2 separate regions of the Homo sapiens genome follow, and region 2 is linked to region 1. A link is an interaction called in ENCODE POLR2A ChIA-PET data of the cell type or tissue named here. Cell type or tissue: GM12878. All regions are shown on one strand.

Region 1 (5,000 bases):
AGTACACTATGTAGCCACGACTACTTACTAGTCCTACTCATTAAAACTGGGGGAAAACTATATAGGAAACCAGCTTATCATACAGCCTCCTCCCTCACAAACGTGAAACAAAGACAGAAACAGAGGTAAATTCTGCAAGGGTATGCACCCTGGGAATTCTAAGAACTGGGCTGTGCACAGCCAGTTTTTCTACACTCTGTTAAATTAGATGCATTTTTGGATCATTTGAGCAGCTGTGGGAACTATAGCCCTAACCCCAAACTTCAGAGATATAAGGAAATGTTCGGGATAACACCAGCAAGCCAAGGCAGTAGGCTGCATTAGCTCCACTGCTGCAAATGTCTACAACGGCCTTTACACTTCAACTGTGAGAAGTTTGAGATTTGCCTCAAAGTTTACTTATAAATGGGCACTTAAGTATTTGTTCAGTTCAAGTCATCCAACACTACTCAAGCACTTAAAACACACAAAGCAGAAGGTGGACATAGGGAACACAAGTGTAGAAGAAAATCAGTGGTGACTAGAAAGGTCACTAAGGGAAGTGATTCAGGATGCAGATCCTGTAAGTGTGCTGCTATCATCATGTCTCTGTGTTCCTTATTGCATCCATATTTTAAAACAAACCCGATGGGATGTATTGCCCTGAAAGACTGTCAGCAGCACACAATGAAAAATAAGAAAAGAACTTGAGTGAGTGCCTGGTTTACAAAGGTAAGTTACATATTACTTTTAATAAGCATTCAGCAAAACATGTATAACTAACATTTGTAAAAAATAATTTTGGTTAGTTGTTACAAACCTGAGAGTTGAAGAGTTAAAAGACAAAAGCTACTTTAGTTAATTAATATAACTTGTGCAACAGGAAAACTATCAAGTGATTAAATAAGCACAATATCACTAAAATAACATCCAATTCCTTTGTATCTAGAGAGAAATCCAAGTTCAAGCATTTTACAATTTACCTGGGCAACAGGAAGACATGAGAAGGTAGCCAATAAATGCATATGTAAAATAAACATTTCAAAATATCAGATGCTTAAGAAATATTACCACTGACCAGCTTCTTTATCATTGGAACACGGCATACTTTTGAAAAAACAAACAAACAAACTCAACCATCATAGTTTTCTTTCTTTTCCTTTTTTTTTTCTTTTTTTCTCGAGATGGAGTCTTGCTCTGTTGCCCAGGCTGAAGTGCAGTGGGGCAATCTCGGCTTACTGCAACCTCCGCCTCCCGGGTTAAAGCAATTCTCCTGCCTCAGCCTCCAGAGAAGCTGGGATTAAAGGTGTGTGCCACCATGCCCAGCTAATTTTTGTATTTTTAGTAGAAATAGGGTTTCACCACGTTGGCCAGGCTGGTCTTAAACTCCTGACCTCACGATCCGCCCGCCTTGGCCTCCAAAGTGCTGGGATTACAGGCGTGACCCACCTACACCTGGCCAAGCATCACAGTTTTCTAAAGGAGAAAAGGTACTCTTTGATGAGCATTATATTACTATCCATACATCAAGCACTATCTAGAATCTAGCTTCTGATGCTGTCTAGAAAATAGCATCCAATATTGAGAGGAAGAGAGGGAGACAGACAGACAGATACACTAATGCGAGCCCCAAGAGAGCTGTGGGCAGCTTCATAAAACCACAACAAAAAACACGTTCCCTTCTACCCCTACGTTGACTACTCAACAACATTCTAAGTTTTACATACGGTTTCTGAAAGTCCTCTAGAAAAATGTTCTCAATAAAATGATACCCATTTTGCCTTTACACTTAATGTAGTTCTTTTGCTAACTTCTTTGAGCCAAGTATTATTTATTATTTATTTATTTATTTATTTTTTATTCTTTTAAAAGACAGGGTGTCCCTCTGTCGCCCAGGCTGGAGAGTGCAGTGGTGCCAACGCAGCTCACTACAGCCTTGACTTCCCAGGCTCAAGCAATCCTCCTGCCTCAGCTTCCTGAGTACCTGGGACCACAGGTGCAGCCCACCACGTCCAGTTAATTTTTATTTTATATTTTGTTGAGAGAAGAGGTCTCACCATTTTGCCTAGCTAGGCTGGTCTCAAACTCCTGGGCTCAAGCGCTCAAGCAATCCTCCCACTGTGGCCTCCTAAGGTTCTAGGATTACAGGCATGAGCCACTGCACCTGGCCGGGGATGTTTTATTTCCTTCTAAATCTTCACATGTATAAACATGTCTTGGGTGTCCAGAGCATATATTACTTGATCAGTGGCTAACATCCTGTTTTTAAAATCCTTAATAAAATATGCAGTCACATGATCAATACAGGGCAAGTATGAATATATACACTCATAAAAATTCTTCCACGTGCTACATTAAAGTAGCATCTATGACAGACATAAAAATTGTTAAATTACTCTGACCCTATTGCTTCTCATTTTAAAAAAATAGTAATTCAAACTGTTACATAGATCTTACCAAGATGTTTTGAGAACTTGATGTGTCTGACTCATACTAGTAGTCTTACTAAAGATATTTCAGTGTGTGTTCCTGGAGTTTTATTACCAAGAGTGAACAAAACAAATGAGTAACCAACAAACTTTCCAAAATTACTTAGTCTTTTTCAATATGGTATTATGGAAGGCTTGACAGAATGTGAATCAGGGAAATAATCTACCAATTCTTAATACTTAATTCAAAATACAGATAAACTAAAAGTATATCTTTATCCCACCTTCTTTCAACCCAAATTTTCTCATTTTTCTTTTTCTGAATAAAAGTAAAGAGCAAACAAAAAGCCACTTTAGATGTCAAAGACATTAATTACAACTCCTCCCAAAGAAGTTTACTGAAGGACTCTGGAGTCATTTTTTTTAAGTATGTTACTAGTGTATGTCCAGAAGCATAAACTACACACACACACACATACACACACACACAAATGAGAAAAGGAAAAGAGTTCTCAATGAATGGACACAAGTGACTCACTTACCTTGTCTCAGGGTTATATCCTAATATGTAGAAAAATGAATCCACTCGGGCTTTAAACTCTCTAGCAGCAAATATGTCAGAAAAATGGGAGATGTTACACTTCCCTCTGGGAAAAAGAGAAAAAAATAATTAGTAATACCCTCAACTGCTTTTGCTAACCAAAACTGGAGGGGGAAGGGTGGAGGAAGCACTGAACTAAGTCCATGTGCATGGAGAATCGGCTACAAACACCACACTTTATTTCACCTATTCAGCTGTTTCATGACTGCTTCACTGTACACCTGTGTAATCTGACTGCTTTTATATCACCATTTTACTAATAAAGTAAAATTAATTAAAACAACAAAGATAAACTGGAGACAGGACTATGAGAAAGAATATTAAACAAAGTAGAAATGGAGAAAAATTAAAACCATTGTGAATATAAGAAAAACTCAGTTTAAAGCCTTTCTAAATCATAAAAAAAAATGAGCCTTTCTTCCTACTATATTATGATAGGCAGAAAGTTTAACTGTTTAAAGCTAAAATGTGGAATATTTGACATGTCTTTGGAATACAGCTTCTGGCCAATAAACATTTTTCTTCTCCTGCAATGTGCAACAAATAAAGTTACTTGGAAATTAAAACCTAGAGAAATTTTAACTTTTTTGCATAAACATGGGCCCCAATATACAAGGAGTTTTCAAATTTTGGGGTAACTTTAAATGGCTATAAGGTTAGAAATCACTTTCCCATAGAAATACTAAAATAAAGTGGAGTAAAGTTTTCAGGTTCATTTACCACCTAAAGTTAAACCAACCTGTAGTTGAAAACCCTACAATACTTACTCCAAAACGGCTTAAGCAATGTTTCCATGCACCAAGTATCAACGTAAATGCCAGAAGCATTATATCACGTGGTGAGGCCTAACTTCCAAATCCAAACACACACACGCACACATACACTCACTCCAGGATTCCCAAAGAGGCAGGGGAGGCTTAAGAACTCTAACTCCCTCCTGGTCACTTTAATGCCAAGTGGAAGCCAAAGGCTACAGTGAGGTTAGATGGAAATGGAGGACCAAAAGTTCCCATTTCATATCAAAAGCCGTGCAGCATACTTCCAGGACGTGGCCTCCCACTGCTTGAGCAGGCTATCTGTTGTGATAAGAACTCCATGAGTATGCACGGTAACAACATACACACCAGCTAATGGCCACAGTGTTAGGAAGAGAAGCTGGCTGAGGGGTTATCAGCGTGGGTTCATTCATTCACTTCCTACCAAGAAATTAAAAAGCAAGGTTCTTCTTTACCTTAAGGGCTTAAGTACCTGTAACCAAAGCAGGGTCAGCCAGGCACAGTGACTTCACACCTGTAATCCCAGCACTTTGGGAGGCTACGACAGGAGGATTATTTGAGGCCAGGAATTCAAGAAAAACTTGGGCAACATTAGTTGAGACCCCATCTCACCACACCTGGTTAATTTTAAAATTTTTTGTAGATGGGAGTCTCACTAGGTTGCCCAGGCTGGTCTCAAACTCCTGGCTTCAAGTGATCCTCCTGCCCTGGCCTCCCAAAGCACTGGGATTATAGGTGTGAACCACTGCACCCAGCCCCCATCTCCATTTTTTAAATTAAATAACAATGCTGTTGATATAAAGTCCCTTTGGCAACTATAGATTAGAAAGTATCTATAGTTCTATAGAATAGAAGCTACAGAATAGAAAGTATTCCAGGGTTACTGAGCACTTCAAACAACACTGATAAAACTGAGAACTGAATTTAAAATTTTATTTGATCTTAACAAATAAATTATTTGATCTTATGTAAATCTAAATAGCTACGTATGGCTACTAGCTACCATAGTGAACAACACAGATTTATAAGACATTTCCATCACAGCAGAAAGTTCTATTAGAAGTGCTATAGTATTCATACCTACTATTTGTAGATAGTAAGATCCAATTCAAGGAAAAATACAGACTAAGCATCAACTTCCCAGGCCCAGAACTGCCTCTTCTAGTATTTAACTAGAACTAAAATAAGCTTCTGGGAAAGAAAATGCAGGTATGA
Region 2 (5,000 bases), 250 kb after region 1:
CTGGTCCTGATGACAAAGGCCAATTTGGGTTCTGCAGGTACACAGAAGTTGCCAGCTTTTCTTGCCATCCTTGCCATTCGAATTTCAGTTCTGTACATCTGCCTATATTCCTTGTGATAGCACTATGCTTTTTCATAAATAAGCTCCCTCCTTGCCTTTCAAAGCATGTTTTGGGCAAACTTCTTTCTCAGGAGCTTGATCTTCAGCTCTGTGAAATTCCTTTGCTTTTTCTTAAGGGTTTCTGGCACAACAGGAACCTTCTTCTTCTCTTCAACACCCTCCATGGTTCCAGCTGGTAAAGATCGCAGTCTAACTTTCACACAGCAGCCAAAGTGATCTTTATAAGACAGAGATCAGATTCTGTCACACACACCTGATGAAAACCTTCCAGTGGCATTATACTTGGAATGAAAGCCAGAGGTCTTAGCATGGTCCACAGGGAACTTTATGGCCTGGCTCCTGCCCCTCTTTCCTGGTATCACCTCCTACTGTTCTCCCAGAGTTTTTCCACTGTTCCTTGACCAAACCAGCAGGCTTCCACCTCGGGATTTTTGCACCTGATGTTCCCTCTGCCTGGAAGGCTCTATTCCTATACCTCCGCATGGCTCCCTAGCCTGTTCAAGGCCTTGTCCAAATGTCACCTCTTCAGAGAAGCCATCCCTAAATAACCTACTTAAAATGGTACCATCCGTACACCCTGTCAGTGTCTCTCTCTTTGTCTGAGTATCATGGTTGCCTCATTTTATAATTTGTTTAATCTGAGTCAGAACTGAAGCATTTATTTCCCTATAAAATGAAATCTGGGCAGAACAAATGCTATTTTATAGACCACTCATTTTGAAGTTAAACACAATATATAAACAAACATACACACCTTTAAAAAAAACAGTGCTTTGGCCAGGCACAGTGGCTCACACCTGTAATCCCAGCACTTTGGGGGAGGCCAAGGCAGGCGGATCACCTGAGGTCAGGAGTTCCAGACCACCCTGGCCAACATGGTGAAACCTCGTCTCTACTAAAATTACAAAAATTAGCCAGGCGTCGTGGTGGGTGCCTGTAATCCCAGCTACTTGGGAGGCTGAGGCAGGAGAATGGCTTGAATACTGGTAGCAGAGGTTGCAGTGAGCCGAGATCATGACCCTGCACTTCAGCCAGGGCAACAGAGGAAGACTCTGCCTCAAAAAAAAAAAAAAAAAAATGTGCTTTGGTGTATGGTTTTCCTTTATCGTTCTTAATTTAAAAGTATTACCAGCCTGGGCAACATGGCAAAACCCCATCTCTACAAAAAATACAAAAATTAGCCAGGCATAGTGGCGCACACCTGTAGTCCCAGCTACTTCGGAAGCTGGGGTGGGAGGACGGCTTGAGCCCGGGAGGTCAAGGCTGCAGTTAGCCATGATGGTGCCACTGCACTCCAGCCTGGGTGACAGAGTAAGACCCTGTCTCAAAAAAATAAAAGCATTAAAAAGAAGTGCTGTATGTACAAGAAGTTTATGGTTGTAGTACTAGATAGAGTACAAAAAAGAAAAATGGAAATAAGCCAAGTGCCCAATAATAGGAAAATACTTAAGGAATATACATGTGAAAAAAACATAATACAACCATGTTATGTTAATGTGTTATAATAACATCATAACGTTATAATAATATAGTAATTTTTAATATATGTTAATAATGACTACATAGAAGCACAAAGGTGTTTATCAAGGAGTTTTTTTTTTTTTTTTTTTGAGACGGAGTCTTCCTCTTGTTGCCCAGGCTGGAGCGCAGTGGCGCGATCTCGGCTCACTGCAACCACCTCCTCCCAAGTTCAAGCGATTCTCCTGCCTTAGCCTCCTCAGCAGCTGGGATTACAGATGTGTGCCACCACACCCAGCTAATTTCTGTATTTTTAGTAGAGATGGGATTTCACCATGTTGGCCAGGCTGGTCTCGAACTCCTGACCTCATTATCTACCTGCCTCGGCCTCCCAAAGTGCTGGGATTACAGGCGTGAGCCACTGCGCCCAGCCAGTGTTTTTTTTTTTTTTTAAGAAGCTGTAATGATAGTAACAAAGAAGTCCAACCTTTATATTGCACAAATATTTACTAACCATGTAGCATCTATGTGCCTGACCAGCCCTGACAGATGAGGATTCAGGAGCAAACAAGACTCGTCCCTGTGCTTTCAGAGCACACAGGGTAGCAAAGCCACTGACAAGTACAGGTGGGATTACAGTGAGGCATAAGAGATGGCTCGGGGGAGTACAGGGGCCAGGCAGAGCACCCTGGGCACAGCCCTGAGGCTTTCCAAATGAAATGATCCCAAAACTCAGACCTGAAGAATAAACAGGAGCTAAGAAGCAAAGGAGGGGGAGATAAACAGGTATGAATCAGTGGGTGCTCAGGGTGAGAGGCAAGAGAAGACATGAAACAGAATATGTGAACTATTATTTTTTAAAAAACTAAAGTAACTTCTATATTTGATGGTAGAATTTTTGGTAAAATTTATCTTGTATAAAATATGATACTAGGCTGGGCACAGTGGCTCACACCTGTAATCCCAGCATTTGGGGAAGCCGATGGGGGAGGGTTGCTTGATCCCAGGAGTTCGAAACCAGCCTGGGCAACACAGCAAGACCTCCTCTCTACCAAAAAAAAAAAAAAAAAAAATATATATATATATATATATATATGAGAGATACTAAATGAAAGCCAAATACTTTACCAACCACTCTGGCTTCTCAAAGCTTATCTGTCCTGTGGCTACTACCTCTCTTTCCTTCAGCCTAACCTACTATCTGACCAAACACGAGCAGTGGCAGGAAGCAATTTTAACACGTCACACAGATGCACACATAACTCTTTATCAGGACTGACCAATACACTTCCCATCCCCACATTACAAATTTGGGGCCAAAATTACTCAGACAGAGATGTACTCTCCAGTCTCTGGCTGACGTGCTACCTTATTACCTCGCCCCAATTCCCTTCAGGTGCCAACAGACACTCCGTGCCTAGCATTCCAAGCCTGTCTTCTTTGGTCTACCTAACTTATCTGGCACTATTCCTCCCCACAAATTCTGTACTTCAACCAGGTTCTCTTTACTGAACGCTGCGCATACCATATGCATTCCTGCCTCAGGCCGACCCCTGCCTGGACTGTCCTAACCTGCTCTCCCAGTCTGCTATTCAAACAGCACCCATTCTTCGATGGCCCACTCAGCTTTTCAATGGATCTTTGGTCAACTTATTTAATCCACACCAATCTCTAACCTGAAACTGAACTAAATTTGTTATGCTAAACAGTAAGTACTTGGTTAAATTCCGCTTTTGTTCTAGAAATCTCTAAATGTTGTATTCTTGCAAGGCTTCCCTCCTAAATTCTGAGGCCAAAGATAGTAACTTTTATTTCTTTTGTATCCCACTAACAGCAACATTAAACTTGGAAAACACACCTCCCACACCTGTTGGCTAGCTGACAGATCCTGGATGGAAAGATGAGCCAGAGAGCATTCAGTGCCAGTTGCTTTTCTCTGGAACTGCGGGTTCAAGCACCAAGATTAGGACTAGACTTATGTGCTCCTTTGGGACAGGAAATGGCATATGTACTGAAACGCGAGATAGTTAAAGGACACCCCCCCAAAAAAAATTAAACATGAGGAAAAACATGTGTTCCTAATGTGGGCAAACCCCACCATATTACAAGTCTCCCCAGTACCTTCTATACTATGTAGCTAATAATACAAATAAATAATAAATCTAATCTATTTGATAAATGAATAGATTTAATACCACTAAGAGAAATATGAAGGTAATAGGTATAACCAACAGCCTAGAGTTTAATAAAGCTCCAAGGTAATCCCTGTATCAATTTATAAGATGCTAATGAATTATTTTTACAGTTTTTCAAATCCTTCATATAGAAATAAACTAAGCCATTTTCTAGGAAGAAAAAAGGTCAGGCTTTACTTACAGAGTCTTGCTCTTGTTATCCAGGCTGCAGTGTAGTAGCACGATCTCAGATCACTGCAATCTCCACCTCCCAGGTTCAAGCAATTCTCGTACCTCGGCCTCCCGAGTAGCTGGGATTATAGGCATGCGCCACCATGCCCAAATAATTTTTTTGTATTTTTAGTAGAGATGGGTTTTGGCCATGTTGGCCAGGCTGGTCTCAAATTACTGACCTCAAGTGATCCACCCACCTCAGCCTCCCAAAATGCTGGGATTACAGGCATGAGCCACCGCACCCGGCCCAGGCTTTACTTCTTTAGGGAGACAGGGTGGTAGGGGTTTCATAATGAACTGAAAAACCAAACACTGTGTCCCTTTCATTTGGCAAGAACTCCTTTTCCAAAGAAGGGACTCAGAAAAAATGAAATTACTTATATAACGTCTGAGAAATATTCTTAAAAGACAACAAAACATACAGAAAGGTATTTTGGATTCAGGAGAATACAACCTCTTCCAAAAAGAGATTTACTCTCTACTCCCTAGGAACTACTAATGACATGGAAAATCCCACTCAAGTTACATGAGGTCACACACCCACAATAAAGGTAGCTGCCTGAAGGTGGTCTGCCAAGATAAACACCAACTTGTTAACTCCCTAAGTGCTATGCAAATGCCCAAGATAGTATATGCACACTTAATGACTCTCTACATTGTTGGAGCATCATGTTTCTACTATTACTACAGTTCTTTCAGTCTGTATTTTAGTGGGGTTTTTTTCATATCTGTTCCCCACTTTTCATCATGACCTCCAGGAGGGTAGGGACACATCTTACTCATCTTTATATCCCCAATGCCTAGCATTATATCTTGCAAGAGACACTAAAAAAATAAAATTCTGCCAAATGAATGGGCAAGCCCAAAATATCACTCAGATAATCCCTTATTAACAGCCAAATGCCCAGGGGAAGGGAGACTTAGATGACAGCACCTTCCTAGAAAATATGGCCTGAAATTACAGATCATTTCTACAACAAGTTACATTTCACTTACTAAGCAACTGGTCTATCT

What was found. Peaks named below come from ENCODE experiments on the same cell type or tissue, not always from the same donor. Only the 100,000 strongest peaks of a DNase experiment are listed, where the experiment ranks them.
Region 2: POLR2A ChIA-PET joins it to region 1 with 6 read pairs; 3 of 35 experiments call an interaction of 5 or more read pairs at or near these places.

What each region holds. Positions count from the first base shown.
Region 1 is chr1:8,538,264-8,543,263 of GRCh38, forward strand. It overlaps RERE (arginine-glutamic acid dipeptide repeats), which reads right to left. Exons shown (of 23, transcript NM_001042681.2): 7 at 2,951-3,055. Among named protein-coding and RNA genes, the nearest start is that of SNORD128, 46 kb to the left of the region's middle. In GM12878, no CTCF peak of the experiment used is centred here; no DNase peak of the experiment used is centred here; H3K27ac peaks cover 487 bases.
Region 2 is chr1:8,786,652-8,791,651 of GRCh38, forward strand. The region is part of intron 1 of RERE (arginine-glutamic acid dipeptide repeats); the gene reads right to left. It also overlaps the pseudogene RPL7P7. Among named protein-coding and RNA genes, the nearest start is that of RERE, 28 kb to the right of the region's middle. In GM12878, no CTCF peak of the experiment used is centred here; no DNase peak of the experiment used is centred here.